Linked DNA regions of Homo sapiens: region 1 is linked to region 2. A link is a loop called in an ENCODE intact Hi-C map of the cell type or tissue named here. Cell type or tissue: endothelial cell of umbilical vein. All regions are shown on one strand. Links, peaks and the distances in the headings refer to the core of each region. The heading gives the core; the rest is flanking DNA.

What was found. Peaks named below come from ENCODE experiments on the same cell type or tissue, not always from the same donor. Only the 100,000 strongest peaks of a DNase experiment are listed, where the experiment ranks them.
Region 1: a loop joins it to region 2, with 4 times the contacts of the local background. A loop is called at or near these places in 22 of 110 quality-filtered maps.

The regions. Positions count from the first base shown.
Region 1 is chr4:113,381,963-113,393,076 of GRCh38, reverse strand. ANK2 (ankyrin 2) reads right to left here. Exons shown (of 46, transcript NM_001148.6): 46 at 9,341-11,114. It overlaps LOC105377374 (a long non-coding RNA gene), which reads left to right. Exons shown (of 5, transcript NR_199847.1): 4 at 2,256-2,375; 5 at 4,627-5,584. Among named protein-coding and RNA genes, the nearest start is that of MIR8082, 240 kb to the right of the region's middle. RefSeq lists an enhancer at 6,870-7,599. In endothelial cell of umbilical vein, for the core only: no CTCF peak of the experiment used is centred there; DNase peaks (open chromatin) are centred at 8,326 and 9,646; H3K27ac peaks cover 2,025 bases.
Region 2 is chr4:113,875,578-113,888,547 of GRCh38, reverse strand. LOC105377375 (a long non-coding RNA gene) reads right to left here. Exons shown (of 3, transcript XR_939087.3): 3 at 11,463-11,993. Among named protein-coding and RNA genes, the nearest start is that of ARSJ, 98 kb to the left of the region's middle. RefSeq lists an enhancer at 3,499-4,000. In endothelial cell of umbilical vein, for the core only: no CTCF peak of the experiment used is centred there; a DNase peak (open chromatin) is centred at 5,677; H3K27ac peaks cover 886 bases.

The sequences.
Region 1 (11,114 bases), core at 8,216-10,715, 500 kb after region 2:
ATGTGCCAAATTTCCATTGATTCCCCATCCTATTTCATTGCTCTCGCTGTCTCTTGCTACTCTAGTACTAAACTGTTTTACAAACAGTGGCTTAAAATATATTTTAATATCCGGTAGGTCTACTGAGTCAGGTGACAACATTCCTTTTTTTCTTACCCATAGAATCTTCTTGATTAATTCACATTCTTGTTTTTTCTTCCTATCAACTCAAATTAAAATCCTATAAGCAATTTTATGGTGATCTTATTAAATTAAGAAATAAATTAAGAAGGAATTGATGTATTTAAATTGTTATATGCCTATATATATATAAGTTAGTGCAAGTCCCTCCATTTATGGAAGTAAAAACTTGAAACATTTTAAAATAGGCTCTTTCTAAATGTATAACTAGGCATTTATTCTCTATTGTAAATGATATATAAAATTCCCTTCATTTTTATTTTTAATTTGGAGGGGTCTGTGTGTGTGTGTGTGTGTGCGTGTGTGTGTGTGTGTGTGTGTGTGTGTTAAGGAAAGTTAGACATATTCTATGATGAGTTGAAAAGAGTGACCAAATGGTTGACAGTAATTTTTCTTTCAGTTGGTTCCTTTTGGCTTTCCTGATTCACAAACATCGTTTGCATATTGACAATGTTTACCTATTCTTTTTTTTATTTTTATACTGTATTTCTTGTTTTTTGTCCATTGTATTGAATTGAGTAATACTTCCTTTTTAATATTATGCCTTTAATACTTTGCCTTTAATGTTATGCCACTAAGGACATAGGGGACTTTATTGTCTTATTCTCAGTTTTAAAGCAGAAATGCTCCCAGTGTTCATCTTCAAACAAGATGAATTTTGGTGTGAGGAGCATGTGTCCCCTTCTTAGTTCCCGTAATTAAATTAAAAAAAAAGTTACAAGATAAAAAGGCATGAAGTAAAAGGTATTCCTGATGAAGCACAAATTCTAGTTAAAATCAAAATCAATTGTGAACTACATCTTAAAAGTAAATTCTTTCTAACTGTATTATGTGACAATAGAATCTTCAATTTGCTTTCTCTTTGTGTTTCTTAATAAATGTATGAGGATTTTGACCTTTTTACAAGAAAGAATTCATAAATACTCCCTAACTGATATCACCTTGTAAGCAGATGAGCTAACAATTTAGATACCAATTTTAAAAGGAATGATAGGCCAGGTGTGTGTCTAACACCTGTAATCTCAGCACTTTGGGAGGCTGAGGCAGGTGGATCACTTGAGTCCAGGAGTTTGAGACCAGCCTGGGTGACACGGTAAAACCCCATCTTTATTAAAAAAAAAACCACAATAAAAATGAATGGTTTAATTGGTGATGCTGAGGGCCAGCACAAGGCAGGCAAGAGGAGAGATGTGGTTGTGTTGGGTGAGAAATCAGAGATAAGGTTTTTTCTGTTGTTGCAAATTATTGCAAAAGCTACGCTAAAATGATTGTAACTTAAGTGCTCTTAACAAAGGATTATTTGATCATTTGTAAAGGAAATGCAATTCATACATACACATACACATACATAATTTGATTGCCTTCAGGAAGAATACATCCCTTCCTACTTTCTTAAAAGGACATGAAATGGATGCTAAATTTCACCAAATGCCTCTTGGCCAACTATGGAAACATTGGTATGTGGTTGTTTCTCCTTTAATCTTCCAATATGAGGAATTTCATTAACAGCTATTACTAATGAACTATTTTTGCTTGGAACGAAACCATTTGTTTATAGTTTGTTTTTAAAATGCATTGTCAATTATATTATATTTTATTTGTAATTTTTGTAAAGAGATTCCTTAGTGAAATTGGTCTAAGAATTTTTGTTGTGTTATTTTGAGGTTCTTTTGATGTAATTTGCCCAGTTTGGGTACCAATGATATACTTGCTGTCTTAAAACAAGATAAACTAGGAATTTTTCTCCTGGGAGTCTCTGGTGGTTTCAGTATTAAAATTATCTGTGTATTGAGAGTTTAAGAGAATCCATCTGTGACAGCACCTAGATCTCATTCTTTCTTGTGGGGTTAAATATTTGCTGACTCAAATTATTTTATGGTTATTGGGGTTTACCTTTATTATCTCTTCTGTGGTAGATTTTATTAATTATCTTTTAAAAATCATCTCTCTTATTGGAGTTTTTATATTTACTTACAAAAAATAAGGTAACATTTTCTTACTATTATCTATTATTTCCTCTCTAATTATCTCCCCCCCCTTTTTTTGTTTTTGTTTGTTTGTTTGTTCTGAGACAGTCTTGCTCTGTCACCCAGGCTGGATGGAGTGCAGTGGTATGATCATAGCTAACTGCAGCCTCAATTTCCTGGGCTCAAGCAATCCTCCTGCCCCAGCCTTCCAGGTAGCTGGGAACACAGGTACGCATCCCCATATTTCATTAATTTTTAAATTTTTTTGTAGAGACGGAATTTCACCACATTGCCCAGGCTGGTCTAGAACTTCTGGGCTCAAGCAGTCCTCCCACTTTGGCCTCCCAGAGTGCTGGGATTACAGGCATGAGCCACAGCACTCAGCCTCCATTCTCTTTTTTATCATTGCATATTTCTACTTTCTCTTTTACCTCTTGATGATGTTACTAGCCATTATCAATATTATTATTTCAAAAGGTAACTCTTAGATATATTTTGCATTTTCACATTTTTATTTCCTACATTAAAACCTTCATAAATTGAAGGTTTCTATTTATCTCAATATATATAATATGTGGCATGTTCTCTTAAGTTTGCCATAGGCCAGCCCCTCTCCTGATTTTCTATGTTCAGACAATTCACATATTATTTTCCTGTCTGGCTACTCTCAGCACAGGAATTAGAACCCTAGTTTGAAGCTTTTAGTTTTCTTCTGACCTCTGTTTAGCCATATCTCATAGTTTCTAATATGTTTACTGTTCAGCATTTTTTGAAGCCACACTGCAGGAAGATTGAGTAATGAAAAACTAGGAAAGCATATGTAGAAAAAAAGGCAAAGGAAAAGAGAGAGAGAAAGAGAGCATTAGTTAGGTGTAAAGACAGGATTCAGGGATAAATCTATTTTTCTCATAAGCTGTGCTCACAGGCTGGGAGAGAAAGCCATCATCAGTGAGCACACCATGACAGAGCAAGGCCGCAGGAGATGGGGAGGGGACAGCAAGAATGTCTTTGTCCGTTTGGGATGCTGTAACAAAATACCATAAACTGGACAGCTTGTAAACATAGACATTTATTTCTCACAGTTATGGAGACTGTGAAATCCAAGGTCAAGATGCCAGCAGATTTGGTGTCTGGTGAGGGCCCATTTTCCAGTTCATGGATGGCACCTTCACTGTGTCCTCGCATGGCAGAAGTAACTAGCTAGCTCTCTGGGGTCTCTCTTATAAGGATGCTAATCCGAATCATGAAGGTGAAGCCCTGCCAAAGGCCCCACCTCTTAATACTATCATGTTGAGGGTGGAGGATTTCAACATATGAATCACCTCCCAAAGGCCTCACTTCCTAATACCATCACATTGCAAGGGTGATTTTAACATACGAATTTTGAACATAATATTTAGACCATAGCAAGGACACAGGCCATAAATCCAGGAGACAAGAGAGCATTCTTTGTGAGAACAATGAGTAGTAGGGTTCACGTAAATACAGACAATTTTGGAGGTAGTAATAGAAAAGGCATTTGTGATGGCTAATTTACGTGTTAACTTGACTGGGTCATGGGGTGCCCAGATATTTGGTTAAACCCTATTCTGGGTATGTCTGTGAGTGTGTTTGTAGAATGAGATTAACATTTGAATGGGTGAACTGAGTAAAGCAGACTGCCCTCCCTAATACAGGTGGGCCTCACCCAATCAATCAAAGACCTACATAGAACAACAACAAAAAGAAAATAAAAGAAACTAAGACAAAACTTCTGCTTGACTGCCCTTCAGCTATTAGTTTTCTTGCCTTCAGACTCAAACGGAAACACTGGCTCTTCTTGGATCTCAAGCCTGCCTTCAGACTGAATCTATATCAGCTCTGCTCACTCTGCTGAGTGCAGATCTTGCGACTTCTCAACCTCCATCATCATGTGGAACAATTCCTTACAATAAATCTCTTTATATATGTGTGCACACACACACACACACACACACACAGGCATGCATGCACACAGGCACATACACACTATTGGTTCTGTTTTTCCAGAGAACCCTAATATAGCATTGTAGTAATTCATGCCCATTGACATCTACTTTCTTATAAAACAGCGTCAAGTTCATCTGCCAAATGTGAAGCAGATAAGGAAGAGAAAATGGGCTTGAGAAGCAAGAAAGAGATTTTTCAGAATAGTAATGACAAAGTTACTGAATAAGGTCTGTTTCCCTTTATAAATATATTTTTCCAGAAGAAGAAGAATTTTTTCCGGAAGAAAAGTAATTTTTAATTAATTGTTAAATGATCAGTTCAATATGTCTCTGCTGCAAGATTATAAATCCAAAGGGAAGGGTCTGTGTTTTTCAAAGATGGAGTGTTGTTTATTGTTGGTGCCATTTGCTTGAGTTCTTATCCCAGCTTTGTCGTTTTCTCTCTGCATGATTTGGGGCATGTTATTCAATTTCTTTTCCCCTCAGTTTCCTCACCTGGATCTGTTTCCTAGGATTGTGATGGAGATGAAAGAAGAGCATTGAATAGTAACTGGCAATAGTGAAAACTCAGCAAAAGTGACCCATTGGGCCATGATCTTGGCCCAGTCTACCCTGAGCACTATAGCACAATGTTTAAAATATAGTAGGTCTTGAATTGCATGCATTTGTGGATGGATGAAGACTGTTATTCTCTGGCTTAGCCACTGTGATTGATTGTTAGCAGCTGAGCATTATTTTGGACCTATTCTACATTCTTCCCTGCATGTTGGGGGAAGAGCCTCAGGTATACATTTTTTGGAATCCCTTTCCAGTGGGGTTATGTATTTGATTTTGCCGATGAAAGTTGTTTGCCCAAGATTTGAAAAGGAAAGAGAAGAAAAATGATTATACCTTTGGGAGCAGCTGGGGAGAGGTGCATGGACTCTGGCAGAAGACACATGGAGTGTTTTTGCAGCCATATATGGGCTATCTCCTAAGAAACATATACTTTGCTGCTACATGAATCTGAGCCCTTCAGTGGCAGCTTGGATTTCTGATTTCTGCACTGGTGGATTTCTTCGTAGCAGTAGTAGCTCCTCAGTGTGAAAGGAAAATAAAAGCTTGGGACCCCCAATGCACTATGCCACAAGGAAAAAATTAAGCTGAAAGCTGAGTCAAGCAAGACACTGACTTTCCTTTTGTTTCTAAGCAGATAGCTACAATAAAAGGTTAAAAATCCCCACGGGTAGCTACTCTATGTAAAGCGCCAATTTACTGAGTGCCAAACGAATACATAATTGAGTATTCCCCTACCTGCTCCTTTTCCCTTGCAGCATGTGAATTTAGTAGTGTGATCATACCCTTCCTTTTCCTCCTCCAGCCTGCTTTTCCCCGTTCAATACTGAAGCCCTCAAAATTATTTTCGAAGAAGGCACAGACCTATCTCCCAGGCATGTCCTCAATTTTGGCAAAATAAATTTCTAAACTGATTGCGACCTGTCTCAGATCGTTTTTGGTTTACACCTGCCTTCATTTGTTGTGGCACTCCTGACACTGGTGTGAGTTTCTAATCCCCTGCATTAGATCCCTTCCTTCTTAAAATACCTAGAGGGCTTTGTTTTTTGGATTAAGCCCAATTGTTAGGGGATGAATTGTGTCCTCTCCTCCTCCAAATTCATGTCAAAGCCCCTAACACCCACTACTTCAGAATGTGACTGCATCTGGAGATAGGGGTCTTCAAAAAGGTGATTAAGTTAAATGAGGCCATTAAGGTTGGCTGTAATTCAATATGATTGGCATCCTTACAAAATGCAGAAAATTGGACATACACAGAGACATAAGGGATGTGGGCACACAGACAGGAAAGTCCATGTGAGGACAGCGAGAAGGTGGTGGTCTGCAAGCCAAAGAGAGTGACCTCAGGAAAAAAAAATCTTGCCCATATTTCAGTCTTAGACTTTTAGCTTCCAGGACTGTGAGAAAATGACTTTCTGTTGATTAAATCATCTGGTTCATGCTATTTTGTTATGGCAGCCCTAGGAAACTACTACATTAATCTGAACACAAATTGGATTGTTAGAACAATAGACTCTAAATTATCTCCCTGACTCTTTGAGGAGAAAGGGTATGCTATGGTCGTTCTCTAAGGCTCCAAGGTATCACCTATCTGTGAGTCACTTGAAAAATTCACACAAGGCACCTTTCATCCAGAAGTTGCTGCTGTACCAGTGCCATGTGAGTTCTGTAGCACAGCCTAGACGAGGTCTGAGTTCTGATCAACAGCCAGGAAAAACTGGCACAATGCGTATGTGTATTTTTTGTGGATATCATGATTCAGTTTTTTCTGCACATCATAAAGGCAGCTGAGGTGTCCATAGCCACCTCCAGTCAAGCCCAGACCCTGCCCACAATGCTCTGTAGCAGCTGTGGAGGACCTGCTGCTAATGGGGGCATAGCCATTCAGTAGGGGAGTTTGAGTGACTCTCTCCAATTCTGTAGTCAGTTTTGACAGGTAAGAAAAAAAGAACACCTCAAAATAGAGAGTGTGGGGGAAGAAAAAGGAATGGAAACCAGAACCGAGTTATAAGGGCCTGTGATGGTTGATAATGAGTGTCAACTTTATTGGATTGAAGGATGCAAAGTATTGATCTTGGGTGTGTCTGTGAGAGTGTTGACAAAGGAGATTAACATTAGAGTCTGTGGGCTGGGAAAGGCAGGGACACCCTCAATCTGGATGGGCACCATCTAATCCAGCTGCCAGCATGGCCAGAATATAAAGCAGACAGAAAAATGTGAAAAGACTAGACTGGCTTAGCCTCCCAGACTACATCTTTCTCCCACACTGGATGCTTCCTGCCCTCAAACATTGGACTCTAAGTTCTTCAGCTTTGGGACTCGGACTGGCTTCCTTCCTCCTCAGCTTGCAGACAGCCTATAGTGGGACCTTGAGATCATGTGATTTAATACTCCTTAATAAACTCCCCGTATACATATCTATCCTATTAGTTCTGTCCTTCTAGAGAACCCTGACTAATACAGGGCCCACTGAAGAAACAGAAAGAGATCCTGAAGAGTCCTTCCTCCAAATGGGAAGTGAATCGAAGGGCTTAACTGACAACATCCCTGTGATTCTCATTATAATAGGAAAAGATTTAACTGTATTTTCTAACCTACAGGGGTAAGCTAATGCCTTTAACACCTACCCCGAGGCTGACTCCTACACAAAGAGGCAGAGGGTCACAAACAGGGATCCACAATGAACGGACATCAAGGATACTTGCACAACAGGGGCTCTTCTACACTAAGGAGTGACAGACAGGCCAGGGCTGGCTGACCTTCCCTGCCTGGAGCAGTGAGATGCATCCAAGGCTAGTAGCAGTGTCTCCTATTTTACTGATGAGGAAATTGTCATCCAGTCGATAAACCTTTACAAAGTCATGGAAGGGGGCTAGACAGAGCTGGACTGATTCCAATCCAGGTCTTACTGTAAGATAACACACTTACCAATTTGTCACATTGCCTCATGGAAACATTCCATGAACTGAACAACTGAATGTCTCCAGTGACTGAAGACATCTCTTGAAATATTACATGTGCCACTGCCAAATGTCTCTGTTTACCATAGATAATAGCTCCATCCAAAGTCTATCCATATGCACTATTTACTTCATACTGTGGAACTAATTTAAAGCCAGGGAGTACTTTTGTTTTTCCCAGAAGGCCTGAGTATAACCCAATAGGAGTATTTTAATTTGTGTTCAGGACATCGCCCCCTCCATCCCCACCGCACAGATATCTAAAAGATTTTCTTACTTTGGTGATTCAGTCTATGATTGTAATTCTAGCTTCAATTAGATTAGAAAGAGAAATGATACCTTAAATGAAGGAAGGAGCATATAGTTTTTAAGCAGAGGTGGCAACCAAAGACATAGACTTTGAAATATTTTCTTTTAGAGCATGATGAAAGCAAGCAGTTCATTTTTATTCTGTTATTCAGGAGAACCTCGTAGTGATTTTGGTTCTCACTAGACCTACGTTTAACTTCTCTTTATCTGATTTATTCATTTGCCTGACTACTTGCCCACACCCAGACTCTCCATGCTTACAGAAATCAAGTGACTCCACGAGCAAACTAATTTCAAATTCAATTCAAGCCTGTTTCCGAGTGCTTATATGTCACTTTCACCTCTTCATGACTAATACAAATGATTTATGAGTGGTGCATAATCTTCTCTCAGTCTGGAAGTTTCCCCCACCCTACCTTTAAATATACTTCTGTAAAACGGCATATGACTCACTGAAGTTCTTTTACAAAAATGGGTTTTGCACAGCAAATAATTAAACATGAGAAGACATTGAATCTTCTCTGATGCTTTGATTTCCTTAATCAAACCCAAAGTAACACAAGCCCAGAGTTCCTGTAAGTAGAAAGTACAGCACATTAAACAAATGAGAAGGAGAGAGATGATCACACAGACACTCCTACTTTGGAATTATTTTTAACTGTTTTCTTTGAAAAATGTCAAGCATAATTGGTATTTTAAGTTCAGAAGACCTGTAAATCAACCAAGGATAGAAATCAGATCCAGTGAGCTTCCTGTCTCATACCAGATAAGATTTAAATAAAACCTACTCAATTTCTAAATCATGTCTTTTTTGTTTTGTTTTTACTGTAAAAAATATTAAAGCAACAGTAAAGGGATTTTTCAAAAAATGAAACAAAACTCTCCACACACAACTGATTTTGATTTTCCATAGTCCTACCCTGTCTTTATTTATATTAATATATCCATTTAATTTTAAATTCTCAGGCTCTAAGACAGAAAGAAAACTCCAGAGCCAACTGCTGTTCCCAAAGACAGAAAGTATTTAGTGACAGCCATGGCCTCATGGGAGAGAACCAAACCAGTCTTGCTGTGCTGCCAATCCCACTTACCCTTTCTCATCCCCTGCAAGTCCCCAAATTCCTATTTTCTTTCATTTAGTAGTGATCCAAAACAAAAATCCTCATTTTCTTCTTTTGCATAACAAGAACAATAAGAATTTCTTGAGGGCAGAGGCAAAATCTATTTATCCCAGTGCTTAATCCAGTGCCAGGCATATAGCATATTCAGCGACTAAATAAAAACCATAAGAAAAAAAGCAATTTGTGTCTTTCTGTTGGTTTCAAGTCTAGCTCAACTTTTTAAAACCTCTTATTCTCCTGAAATCACAGATTCATGATAAAGAAGAACAAATCACCGTTGCCACATTTAACACTTGTACATTTTATTTAATTAAATCAGCCATTGTACACATTGCAGCTATGTATTGTTAGTGTTGTATTTTTTTTTCCATTAACTAATACATGCCCTCATAGATATATTCAATTAGTGTTATCACCATGGGAACAAGATGCTGATTCGTCAACTGAAAATTCACTTCTTCTCACAGTATTCAAGTTTTTGATAACACAGCAAAAATCAAAATCAAAAAAAGGTGAATAACCATTATGTTGTTACACAGACATCATCTGCACTGCAAATAACACAACAGAAATGCTTTTCTTGAGCTCCAGTGAAGGTTTTGACAAGAAGGCCATAGGGTGTCTCAAAAAGTTTCACCATCGGCCTCTCTTATTTTGGCTGCCAAAGAATGTCTCATTTCCTATCCAACTGCCAAAAAGTGCTAGCATTTGAGGCTTAGGAGATTTGGCTTGTGGGAAACCTCCCTCCCAGGAAATTTTTTCTCTTGGCAACATTACTTTAAATGATGAAGTGCCATTGTTTGTCGCATTTGTTTTTGACATTCGGAGCAATGAGTCATTTTTGCACAACAGGAAAAGACCAGATAATTGGAAAATGTTCAATCCCTGGAGGATAGACTCTGTCCTTTTTTATTTAAATTTCATCTTCATTGAATATACTTTTCTTTAACAAATGACTGATTCAAAATGTATACTGTTTATATGAATATATTTGTGAATATATATATGTTAAAATGCTACACAGCTTCAACCACTAGAGGAATAAGGAAGAGGACATGGAAATTACTCAGATTGTTACAGTCCCTTCTTTGAGACAAACAAACAGAAGTGCACAAATGCACTTAAGAGTTTCCAAGGGAGTGTGGATTTCAAATAAATAAACCAAAAATTTTAACCAAAACCAAATTTTCAAGGATTTCTCAATCTTGTCTGCAAGCTGAAAAACAGACCTAGCTGGAAAGTGAAAAGTGCTCACTCAGGGTAAAAAGAATGGAAACAATTAATGTGATTAGAAGAGGGGTTTGACCGTGGTCTTGATTTTTAAACGCCACATGCAGGTATTAGAGAAGATATAAACCTGAAGAAAAAAAAGAAAGAAAGAAAAAAAAAAAGAAACCACTCCAACATACTGAAGGAGTTTAACCTTTTATGTAGTGGGTAAATCTTGTTTCCAATGAATTATCTACAGTGCAGTGGCCAGAAGAAAGTACCACTGTAAGACAGCGTGGTTTGCTAAAGCAGCAATGAAAACTGGAAAACTACAGTAGTTATAGCTTTTAAAATACCCTGCCAACTTGTCCAAGATCTAAAGACCTGAAGATGCTAGAATGCCACACAATGTAGCTGCCAGCAACTGAATACCCCATCGGTTCATTCTGCGTGGCCTCTGCTCCCTTCTCCCCTCCCTCAGAGTGGCTGTTGGAGTCCTAAGCCATGGCTGGCCAGCACCAGCAATAACTTCTCAGGACAGTTCTGCAAGGCTACTGACCCACCTTTAACTGGGAGCAGTGGCTACTCTGGAAGTTCTAAGGACATAATAGGTTTGAAGTGCTTCTTTTGCAGTAAAACTGTATTATCACTCGATTGTGTTAGCAATATCTTAATTAACCATTGTTCAGCAATTTCTAGAGGCCTTTTATTCTGATGCCCAGTGTAGTTACAATAGGCAGTGGTTTTAATTTTAATATGTTGTTCATCTGAGCATTTCAGCTATATACATTGTACATAGATATTCCTTGGAAGGATTCCTACATAGTGTCACTTGAAGAGGTCTGC
Region 2 (12,970 bases), core at 4,297-6,796:
TAAAATCTAAGCCTCTGTCACATCAATTATCTGGCCAAATAGCCAGTGGAAAAGTAAAAGGTCAAAGTAATTTGAAAAGAGTTTCACGAATGTTTGCTTTTGAATAATACATAAGGTAACAGGTATTTTCAAAATGAAGCTCTAGGAATGTATCTTGAAGATACATTTCTTCCATAAAATAAAACTTTTAAAAATGATTTCTCTTTTTCAGGGTGTGGCTTTGTGGAACTGTGAAAAGTATTGCCCTTTGTTTTAACTTCATCTGGAAACTTCAGGAACAGACCAACTATTGCTAATCCAGCTGGAAGCAATATATATGATACAGATACTTGTGATAAACCCTCCCCAGAGAGCTTGTTAAGTTGTTGCACCAGGCAAGAGTCATACATAAACCTTAGCTGTGTTTTCAAGAGCTATTGTTTCTCCCAATTACATCAACTACAGGTTTAATAAATTCATTCATAGATATATACTGAGCATTACATCAATCTTCACTTTGTTCTAACTACTCTTTGCTTTTCAATAATCGAGAATTTTGTCAATGGATAAGGCTCCTGTCATAATTTTAAATTAGAATTTCTCAATTTCTTTCTGTTTTCTAAAGAAATATAATGGTTTTGAAAGATACTGGACTTGACATGAATTTGAGTAGTTCATGTATACATCAATCTTAAAAGACAAAAGTCTGAAATTAACTATTAGTATGAAATCAGTAAGAACTCATGAATAAATAAACATTAAGTAAAAACAAATCTTACTAAACTTTGGCCATCAGATGAGAAGGAGACCTTAAATTGATTTTTTACTTAATTATACTTTTGGATCAATATTCTATGTGGAAGTAGCTTGCCGTTTTCTTATACTAATATATAGAAAGACTGGATTACAATACTTTGCATAGCTACCCAAAATTTATATTATTATTATACTAAACTGGTTAAGAAACAGAGACACTAGAAATGAAAATTTAAAAAGATTTTTCCCTCTAAGTTCAAAGTAGTGTAGAATAGGATACATCTCAGAAGCATAAAATTGAATTCATAAAGGAAATTAACACCCCAGAATCTCTCAGTTTGAATGGCTCTCTTCACAACTCATTCAGAACAATTGTGCAACTAGAATAATGATCTTACCCATTGATAGGATTTGGCTGTGTTCCCACCCAAATCTCACCTTGAATTGTAATAATTCTCATGGGTCAAGGTCAGGGCCAGGTGGAGATAATTGAATCATGAGGGCAGTTTCCTCCATACTGTTCTCGTGGTAGTGAATAAGTCTCACGAGATTTGACGGTTTTATAATGGAGAGTTTACCTGCACAAGCTCCCTTGCCTGCTGCCATGTAAGTTGTATCTTGTTTTCCTTTTGCCATAATTGTGAGGCTTCCTCAGCCATGTGGAACTGTGAGTCAATTAAATCTCCTTCCTTCATAAATTACCCAGTCTTGGGTATGTCTTTATTAGCAGAATGAGAACAGACTAATACACCTATATTTAACTGCACAAGCCTTACCTTTATGGTTCATTTCTGATATTATTTATATTTTTATACTATTTCCAACAACCAGTTTTCCATATTTTAAAACTTAAATTGTCATTACAAACGTTAGTTTTAATATGGTACAGATAATTCAATGATGTTACTTATATGCTAATATTTATGCGAATGACAATTTTTGTTCTTTGATGATAAGTTATGTTACTATAGCACTGTTGTAGAATACTGGTAGAAAACTTTCTTATTGTCCCAGAATTAATGCCTAGAATCCACAGTCTAAAGCCAAATAATGCAAATGCATTTTCTTATTTTCCCAGAATTGATGAAAGAATCCACAGTGTAATGTCAAGTAATGCCAAATTCTAAAGTCAGAAAACTACCGGCTGTGGGCTCAATCACATTCAAGAGAGGCTTGCTAAGGGGCACTATTTCAGCACAGTTGGAGCTCTTCATCATTCCAACCCTTTACTTCCTGACTTCCTCTGGACTGTATAAAATGAAGGCAGGCTAGAAGTCGTTATTGACGGGAATGAGAATTTGTGGAGCAGCTTCTCTTACTCCTCCCATTGGTGAGAAGCATCCAGTATATTCTCTGTCATCCTACAAGATGGAGGTTGCTAAAACCATTACCCCTTTCACTAAGTTGTGACTGCTGATCATCCCTTGTGTGAAATTTCCTAACTACTGAGCCAGCAGGATATCGGGTGCCCTAGACTTACAGCTGCTGATGAGAGAAAAGAAAGTCAAGAAAGATGTCGAGGAGAGAAAACAGCAAGGAGAAGGTGGGGAGGTAACCTGTATGCCTGTTCTGTTGTATGGCAAGGATACAGATATTTCTGACAATCACCTTAGGTGCTGGTTAGAAATTAATTTATCAGGCCAGGCACGGTGGCACACGCCTGTAATCCCAGCACTTTTGCGGGGGCCGAGGCGAGTGGATCATGAGGTCAGGAGTTCAAGACCAGCCTGGCCAAGATGGTGAAACCTCGTCTCTACTAAAAATACAAAAAAAATTAGCTGGGCCTGGTGGCAGGCACCTGTAATCCCAGTTACTCAGGAGGCTGAGGCAGAGAATTGCTTGAACCTGGGAAGTGGAGGTTGCAGTGAGCCGAAATCACACCACTGCCACTGCACTACAGCCTGGGTGACAGAGCGAGACTCCGTCTAAAAAAAAAAAAAAAAAAAAAGAAATTAGTTTGTCAATAAGATAAATTAATTCACTTCAAGAGAGCTACTAGAAGAGAAAATTCTCAACACGAAGTAATAGAATGCCCCTCCCACAGCAGAAATGAGCAGGTTAAGTGGTTAAGCCTCAGCTGACTCTCCCAAGCTAGGGAACTATAAAGGGTAAGGCTTCCTTAGAACCCTTCACAGAACCAACAAACATCTACCCTTTAGAAAACCAGCAGTTGAATGCCTACCATAGAAGTGTGGCTGCAAAAAACAGAAAAGGATAAGTAATCTACCTCATGGTGGGTTTGCTTAAGTAATGGAAGAGCGATTTCAACGAACAAAATAAACATCAGCTAATCAACTATGGGCAGTTGCATATGGAAACGGCTTTTTGACCCTTCTTCCTTCCCCCCACTCCCAGCACCAGAGAACTAAGTCCTGGAAAAGGAACAAGGTTGTGAGAAATTGTTTTCTCTACCTCCACCATAAGCAGAAGTTCCAAGCCACTGGGCCCTGAGGAAAGGAGAATTTAATTTGATTTGATTTCTGCTAACTTTGTTTATGACTTATTTCTTCATGTTTTTAATGGTATTTTGTTGTGAGATGATACTCACTGGAACTCTAAAAATTGCCTGGAAATTGTTTAAGTTCTTTCCCCCATAGCAGATTTGTCTCCTTTTGCCAAGCTCATGGGGCCATCACCAATCCAGAATCACTTTAACTTAATTATTGACTTGGGTTTTGAAGTCACATGGCAATGTGATTCTTGCCTCATACCTATGTATGTAAGGGCTTCTGGTTAGGAGTTTAAAGGATTTTCATTGTTCTTGTATTTGTTTTTAATTTTACATTCTGTTCTACCCAAAGCCAAGATGTTTTAATATGTACCTGGGATTTGTTTTAATCAGGTATGATAAAATGACAGACATGGAGATAACTGCCTTGAAAGAAGAGTTTATTGCTCACAGTCCCCCAGAGGATAGGGCATGCCACACCATGCAAAGCCACTTGGGGAAGCACCAGGGTCAATTAGGGGACAGAAGGGACAAAGGGAAACATGGACAAAAGCCGTGATTGTGTTCTTTCTTTCTTTCTTTGTTTTCAGGAACAAAGGGAGTAGGCAAGCTGAGCAAGTACAAGATTGAAATTGTTTTTAAAATTTCAGCAGGCCTTGGGCTATAGTGGTGGTCTCTAGTTACCTAGTACCTGGTTGGTGATTTAGAGCAGGGAGAATATTGGTATGGTGTGTGAGAGTTAATAAAGGAGGTGGCTGAAGGTAGAGACAGGATTGTTTGGCTTGCATATGAAAGGTATGCTCATAGGCAAGTTGTTCGCTATCTCTAGCAATTAGCTATCCTTGGAAGGGACAGTCTCTCCAAGATCAGCAAGACCCCAAGATGTCAAAGCATGATAAAATATAAAAATGCATAATTAATATTGCAAGAAGACAGACAAGTATTAACATTTCCTCCGCAAGGGTGTTTTCCCTCAAGTTCAGTCACTGAGGGTGTTGCTGTCTGGGAAGAGCAGTCTCAGATTTTTGAGGTTATCTCCGATCCAGCCTTCTATGAAACTCAAGTTCATACTATTAGTACTTTCTTTCCAGCCTCCATGCATGCAGGCAACATTATAATTCAGGCTCAAGGTTACCAACTACTGGCAGATGCTGTTCAGGTAAACAGCAAACACTGACTTCAACCTCATCTATTTTGGATTTGTGTTTTCTTATCAGTTCTGCCCTCTGATGGTTTTTCTTAATTTATCATCTTTACCATGACTTTTCAAAAGATTTTCACTTTTAATCTATTACTGCAGAGATTCCATGCTGGGATGGGTTTACCTACTCAGCTAGTCAACCATTTTCCTAAAATAAAAGTCTTACATTTACATGTTTAATGTCTCTTTGCTTGTTGAAAAATCATTCTCAATGAACTCTATTAAAACCAAGAAAAACAATCCTAAAATAGTATCTAATGAAATGTCAATCTTGGATTTTCTAGCTTTCAGACAGTTCTCTACATTTTGAACAATTGCCATTAAAGTAAAAATTACTTAAGATTTTTTACCATATACTTTGTAATTTTTATGTTTTCTAAGAAATTTTAAACCTTTCCTGTTATAATCTGAAATCTAATTTTAAAATGTGAGAATGTCAGTCTTCCCTTTTCACGATTTAAACTATTTTTGTGAGGATGTGAATATTTCTTAATGTACAGACGTTATTTTCTAGTTCACTGATTTAGAGGATAGAAGCCATTGACCCTATCTTCAGAATATGCAATATCCTCTAAATGGACAGTGGAAAAACATTTTAAAGGCCAACCAAAGAAGACTTAACTATGCATTAGACAAGAGCATAAATGTGTAGTCCATAAATTGTATCAGAAAATAAAATTTGAATTGGATAGAATGTTACAATTAAAATATATTAATTTCGTATCACTTTGCTTTCATTTTTGAGATCTGATACGCAAAAAGAAACAAAATAATTAGATAATTCAATAATCCTAAACCAGCCATTGGTATGTAGACTTTTTTTTTTTTAAGACAAAGTCTCACTTTGTCACCCATGCAGGGTGGTACAATCACGGGTCACTGCAAGCCTCGACCTTCTAAGCTCAAGCAATCCTCCCACCTCAGCATCCTGAGTACCTGGGACCACAGACACACACCACCATGCCCAGCTAATTTTTAAAATATTTTTTGTAGAGACAAGGTCTCTCTATGTTCCCCACACTGGTCTCAAACTCCTGGGCTCAAGCAGTTCTCCCACCTTGGCCTCCCAAAGTGCTAGAATCACAGGTGTGAGCCACTGCACCCAGCTGACATCTACTTTTGATTATTCAGCAGAACAGTTTGAGTTTAACTTATTGTTTCATTTTAATTTTAGTTAAACTGGAAGTTCATGAGTCATCTTAGCATGTTTTATGTCACCAAATAAACTTGGGAATTTAAATAACTACCATCAATTCATCATATTTCCATTTTCTTAGGAATCAAGCCAGGTTTGAGACCTAGCTGGTAATCAGGAAGCTTGGGAAATGCCTGCTTAACAAAAGAGATATGGACAAACATGTTTTGTATATAATGACTACACCAAAGTCATTTGCCAGTTAAGTTATCTGCCTTGTGAGAATTATTCTCGTCTGTTTATATGAAGATAAACAGAGAAAAGAGGAAGAGTTCAGAATAAACAAATACTTCTTTAATGAGTGTTGGTTCAATCTCAATACCAATCAAAAAGAAACACAATTTGAAATAAGATATTTTTCAATTATCAGCAGTAATGAAAATGGTATCATAATAACCTTATACAAGGGGGGAGTGAAATAGATGTTTCATGAACTGTTGGTTTACATATAAATTACTACCAGTCACAGGAGGACAAATTGGCATTACATAGCATCAAAAATCTTTTAAAAAAAGTATATACTTTAGCCAACTAAACTTTCAGAACTTTTCTCTTTAAAAAAGTGCAAAGATGTAGGTATATAAGTGTTTATCACAATTTTACTTATAATTGTGAAAATTTTGACAAGAATGAGGGCCTTTACTAAAGACATGGGCTAAAGAATTTGCATAGTTCTGCTCCTTTAAGGAAGAATGCACCTTCAAGCCACCTCAAACCAAAACCTTTCCTTACTAAGGACTCCCAGTAGCCTACCTACACTGTGGTTGAGTTTTCTGACTTTACTAAACATTGATTTCTATGGTTCAGCACCTCAAAATTGACTTAAAATGTATTATTAACTTGTATAACATTTATTCCTAAGTTTTATTCTAATTTCATTATTCTTATATTTTGGATTTTCTGCCTCACTCTTATTTTTCTTTAACTTAAATGGTGACTCCTACATTTTTAATAAAAACAATTTTACTTTATTTGTACATTCTTAGAAACTACTTTTAGTCTTAATAATCTCATTCATAACTTTGCTTTTTAGATCTAGCTTTTTATATTGCACATATTTTCAAACTTTATTGTTTTAAACTTAGTTGCTTTTTCCATATTTTAAAATTAATATTTTATTTTTAGAATAAATTTTACCTTAAAATTATATTTTGTTTCTGTTTTTTGTTTGTTTAGACTCATCTCTTTAAATGTCTGTTTTCAATTTATTATTTTTAATTTCTGTTTGGTTTTATTATTATTTTTTGACAGTTTCTTGCTCTGTTGCCCTTGACTTCTCAAACTCAAGTGATCCTCCTACCTCAGCCTCCCAAAAGTAACTACACCCAGCTAATTTTTTTTTTCTTTTTTGTTTTTTGTAGAGACCGGGATCTCACTATGTTTCCTAGGCTGGTCTTGAGCTTCTGGCCTCAAGCTATCTTCCCACTGTGGCCTCTCATAGTGCTGGGATTATAGTCATGAGCCACTGTGTCCAGACGATTATTTTTAGTTTGCTCTTCTGTTGAACAACCTGCTTCCATGACTCATATTCAAGACAAGAATCCTGGTCCAGCCCTGCTCACCAATGATTTCTACACCCATCTGAATGAAGAGGTTGGTTAGCTTTCTGTTCTTCTTAAACTCAATTTTCACAAGAAGTCAATTCTCCTTTTCAGTCCATTGAAACTTAACTGTGAGTTAACTTGAAATCTAACTGGCAACATGTTATAATTGCAATCTGCTTCTTAACAAAGGTACACTTTAAAGATGCATAATTGAGGACTGCCTAAAAGATATGCAATCCTTCCAAGTCTCTCTAGGAGCTTCAATGTGAGTGCATGGGTTAAGCCAGATTATCAAAAAGCTTGTACATGAGTACATAGTTTTCTGGCCCCATATAGATTAATTATATAAAATTACGTTTTGGTGTTCATTTATTGGTCTAATTTAAAGAATCATATAAGAAATTGCCCTATGAAAAGTACCTATATATTTACTGTGGAGAAATTACCGGTAACATAGTTTCTCTGGAGCAACTGCTTTGTTTTGATTTTGTGCTTATTGACATGATCAACTTTATTTTATTGACCCTCTGAGTTGTATAACCCATTTTTTTTCCTTTTTCATTGGCTGTTAAAGCACGTTGAGTTGAAATCGTGGCCTGTATCCAATAAGTACACAGTATCTCTTGGCAAGCAATTTACTACTCACTTCTAGGTTTATTTTATTTTTCTTATTTCAAGATATTTCCCTGAGTTATTTTCCTAGTTATATATTTTTAATTTGTCTGGGCACATTATATGCATTGTTACACTACACCTTAAAGAATTTTGAAACAAATACTCTGAAAGAGAAACAAAGGTCAACATTATAACCCCATTTTATGCTTAAGAAAAACAGGACAGTGTGATAATAATAGGCAGCCAGTCAGCAGTGAAACTAAAATTGGAACATCCATCTTTGAGTTACAAAATGACTTAAAACTCAAGAATCCAAAGCCATTAGACTGTATTGCTGTGTTATTATTGCCAGACTCCTATCAACACTGGAGACCAACCAACAGTCAGAAATAATCAAATACATTGTGCTCAATTCTCTACTTTATTTTGAATAATATTAAAGTTCCAGAAATGTATCAGCCCAGGCAAAGCCAGTGAGTATGAGTAACTGAAAGCATCATCTCCCACCTCTTCACCATATGCTCAGAAAAATCTTAGACAAGTTCAACTGGATATTTTGTGAACCACCCATCCAGAAACACTGTAGCCTTTAGGAGGTGGGGTTTTGTGGCAACTTTAAGGTACACAAATTTAGTCAAGTATATGTAGATGAGCATAACACAAAGATACATTTTACCATGAAGATCCATTATTGCTATTAATATTTAATGTTAAAATATTTAAAGAATATTGATAAAATATTTCAAATTGTGTATACAGTTATTCTGATGGACCCTATTTCTTTTCTTTTCTTTTCTTTCTTTTTTTTTTTTTTGAGACGGGGTCTCACTCTGTCGCCCAGGCTGGAGTGCAGTGGCACAATCTCCACTCACTGCAACCTCCACCTCCCAGGTTCAAGCGATTCTCCTGCCTCAGCCTCCCGAGTAGCTGGGATCACAGGCACGTGCCACAATGCCCGGCTAATTTTTTGTATTTTTAGTAGAGATGGGGTTTCACCATGTTGGCCAGCCTAGTCTCGAACTCCTGACCTCAGGTGATCCGCCTGTCTCAGCCTCCCAGAGTGCTGAGATTACAGGCATGAGCCACTGCGCCTGGCCTGACAGGCGCTATTTATAAGCCACAAATTTTAAAACTCAACCTCGCTCTATAGAACTTTATATTTGGAGCTCAATATTGAATTAATATCACCCAGAGATTTTTCTAAAGCCCTTCATGCTTTGTTTTGCTTTGTGATTATTAAGTAATTCTTCTCATTGTAGAAAATTGAAGAAGTAAAAAGTATTCAAAAAGAACATGAAAATCAAAACATTCTTCATATAAATGTTTAATGCCAACATTTATTAGGCGTTTACTTCGTGTGAGCACAAATCTAGGCATCTTATACATATTTTCTCTGCCTCCCAACAGCCCTACAAAGTAGATACATTATAAACCCTATTTTATGGCTGAAGAAACAAGGTGTGGTGAGACGAATTAAATTATTAAGTGAAATGATCACTAATAAAAGTTCTCCGTGGCATTGGATGCATTTCAGTTTTCATTCATTAATTTATGACAGAAAGAGAGAGAGAGTTATAGATCACAGGGTCTTTGGCCTCCCCTGTAATGGAAATTAACACGAGGCCAAGCAGATTTCCCAGACAAAGCTTTTATTTTGGGGCTTGTGCTGAAGTGCAAGGGAGACAGCAGAAGTGAGGTGTAAGAATCCTCTGGATGGCTCCTTAAAAAAATCCAGTAGGGTTTTTTGTTTGCTTGATTAGGCAAAGCACAGGAATTGACATCAGGGGTAAAACATTCAGGCTGAGCTGGGCAAAGCACATGATGGGTAGGGTATGCAGGTCAGCGCATCTTGTTGCTATGGTTATCTTGAGTAATGGGCCACCTGGTGGTCTGGCCAGCAACGACAAGGCTGTAAATCAATTGTTCAGCATTCTTTCCCGAGGTGGGACACTCTGCAATTGTGGTTCAGTGTTAAGATTTCCTAAGTCCAACTTTTAGAATATTTTAAATAAAAGGTGTGGTTAAACATTATGAGAGCACAGAAGAATGACTGTTTTCTATGTGTGACTAAAGCCTCAGGATTAGTTGGTATAGCATCAGCAAGATAGTGCTGTGGATTTTGTGAAGAGAATAAAGAAGAAAAAATATGTGAAGAGGGAGCCACATCCCACTCCTATTCTATCTCAGTTCCTCCCTGAGAGATTATATTCTCCTTATTCTTAGAGAGGGCCAAATATCTCATCTTCTGAAGCTACTTCCTACTGAATAGGATTGTCATCCCTGCCTAACCTTGGAGGGCATGGAAATTTTTCACTGACTGTTCTAAAGATTAGTAGGAACTAGGATCCTCCTGTGATGGTAAGGGTTGGACTCCTTGGGCCATCAGTAGCGTGACTTGGAATGGCTGAAGCCTGAAGACATAAACTTTAATTATCTGTACCCCTGTTGAATATAATAAATAATTATTTTAAAAATCAAATAGCACCCAGTGATTAATAAAATGCTTAAGCCCAGTTTAACAATGCTTATAAGAAGAGATCAGATGCCATTTGAAATGTAAGTGAATTGACTGGAGAACCAACCTCCTGTTGTCAAAATATAAGACAAATAGACTTTTAATAAGAGGCATTTATATGGAACCAGAAGAAAAACAAACATTAATCGTGGGCATAATCTACCCAGACGTTACACTCAAAGCATCTTTAGTTACAGAGGAGGAAGATGCTGGCAATCTGACACATTTTTCTTGCCTGTGTTATAAGAAATAAACTTTAGTCTGCAGGGCCTTAGAAAAGAGATACTAGCAATTTTATTGTGTTTAACTCAGAAAAATGGAAGAAAAACTTGAAAATGTTAGCTTGGATATTTGTTGCATAGAAAATAATATTTTAAAACTCAATAACAATGGACAAGACTAGAATCTAACAACAGGTATGTTATGGTCTTTTTGTCTCCAGTTTCACTTTTATCAAAGACAAATCATGGTAGTACTGATTTGTTTGCAATTAAGTTTTAGTCTTATTATACTTGGCCTGATTATTTGCATAAAGTGCAGCAAGAATAATTATTTGTCGTATAGACTCTCATATATATATATTTTTTATTTTGCGGGAACTTTGTTCTGTAAGGAACCTTAGCTTAGACTTTTTAAAGCCTTGAACCTAGCCACTGATTTATCTGTCCCTATAAATACTTGTATGAATTGTGTGAATTCCTCCCCTCTTAAGGTCCCAATACAACTTGGAGTTCCAGAACCTGTTAGAAAGTGACATTTTTTACTCTATACAGGGACTGCATAGACAAGGTATGAGGCCAGTTTCTCCAAGGGGCTTTTTATCGGCTTTATAAGTCAACCTCAAATTTTTAAAGCAGTTGGAAGCATGCCATTTCAGTCAAAAGCCTGGTAAAATAGCCAGTGTCCCCACTTGTGTTCTGTTACAAAAGAAAACAGATTCTTATTGAACTTATGCAAATAACTATATTGCCATAAGTTAAGAATAGTCACAAATAGTTTCCAAATTCTAAAGAAATCAGGTAGAAAGAAACATGCTCCAAATTTGCTTATAGGAATATATAGTAGTTAATTGTTAAAAGATATAACTAGTTCAACAGGAAAAAAGTTTTCTTGACTCTGAAAACCAAAACAAAAAGGATCAGCAGAATTTCAGGAAATTTATAAAAAGATTATTTCGATTTTCTATTAGTTTAGTCCATGCAATTAACTCTTGTTCCACTCAATATTTATTAACATGTAACATCTCCAGGAAAGTCTTAGAAGTTTTTTCCTCTATTCTAATAGTCCAATCTCCAAAGTTATCAGAGACTTGCTTTCAAGAACACCTGTCAGAGTTCTATAGCTGATTATAAACTGCCTTTTGAAAAGAATCAAAACAAGATAACAATTGTCTGTGGATGGCAAAAGTCTTAGGATAGCCATGACTAATGACACAATCAACAAGAAAATCTGGTAATCAGGCCGGGCGTGGTGGCACACGCCTGTAATCCCAGCACTTTGGAAGGCTGAGGCAGACGGATCACCTGAAGTCAGGAGTTTGAGACCAGCCTGGCCAACATGGTGAAACCCCATCTCTACTAAAAATACAAAAATTAGTGGGGTGTGGTGGTGCATGCCTGCAACCCCAGCTACTTGGAAGGCTGAGGCACGAGAATCACTTGAACCTGGGAGACAGAGGTTGCAGTGAGCCGAGATTGCGCTATTGCACTCCAGCTTGGGCAACAAGAGCAAAACTCCATCTAAAAAAAAAAAAAAAAGAAATCTGGTAATCTCTGTGGCACACAATAATTTAACATAACAATCACAATTATTAATAACATATAGTGAGGCATATCAGAATTATAGGAATCTCATATAATTTTCAAATACATATTAACACATTTATAGGAATATAATCTAATGAAGGTTAAACAACATTTTTTATTTAACAATGTTTCTTATATGGGTTTAATATACCAAATGAGCCAAAAATATCTCTTTTGGACCTAAAAGTACCCAATGCTTAATTTGATCTTGAAAAGTTTGTCAGATATCAAAAGGTTTAAAACACTTGATAACACAGAACAGAATCCCAGGCTACTATAAGCCATTTATTTAGCCAAAGTGATAACTCTAAAAATTTTTTAAGCCAAAAACCTGTACTCATTGATAGAGGGGAGACTCAGCTTTCCAAACAATAAGACCCAATAAAGACAGCATGAGGCCAGTTGAATTTATTTCCTCCTCTCTCTTTTTTCTATAGTTATTTAAAAGGTAAAGAAAAATCTTTTGTTTTCCATTTTAGGCGATTAGTCTGTTGACTACCTGTTCCCTGTCCTAAGCAATTGTCAGCGAGGCAAGTCTAATTTGTATATCTAAAGGGACAACTCTTAGGTGAAATAAGATAGAGAATTTATATTTTAATCAAACCAAGAAAATATGGTTTGAGTAAAAGTTCATGTGAGATCGCCAGGAAAAGCAGATACTCTTACGCATGGAGAGTTGTCAAGAATCCCATTTTTACACTGAATCTTGGGTCCCAAAAAAGAGACACATACTATGGGATGGGACATTGCAACACTTTCACAGTGTATTTCATTGCAAGGACATTTCTCCAAGGCTGGTGGGCAACCCAACTGCAATCAGCCCACTCTGTAATCAGCCCATCCCCCATTCTATACCTTCTAGGTGCTCAAGAGCATGTTTTTCTTATCTAAATGCACAAAGAAAGGAGTAC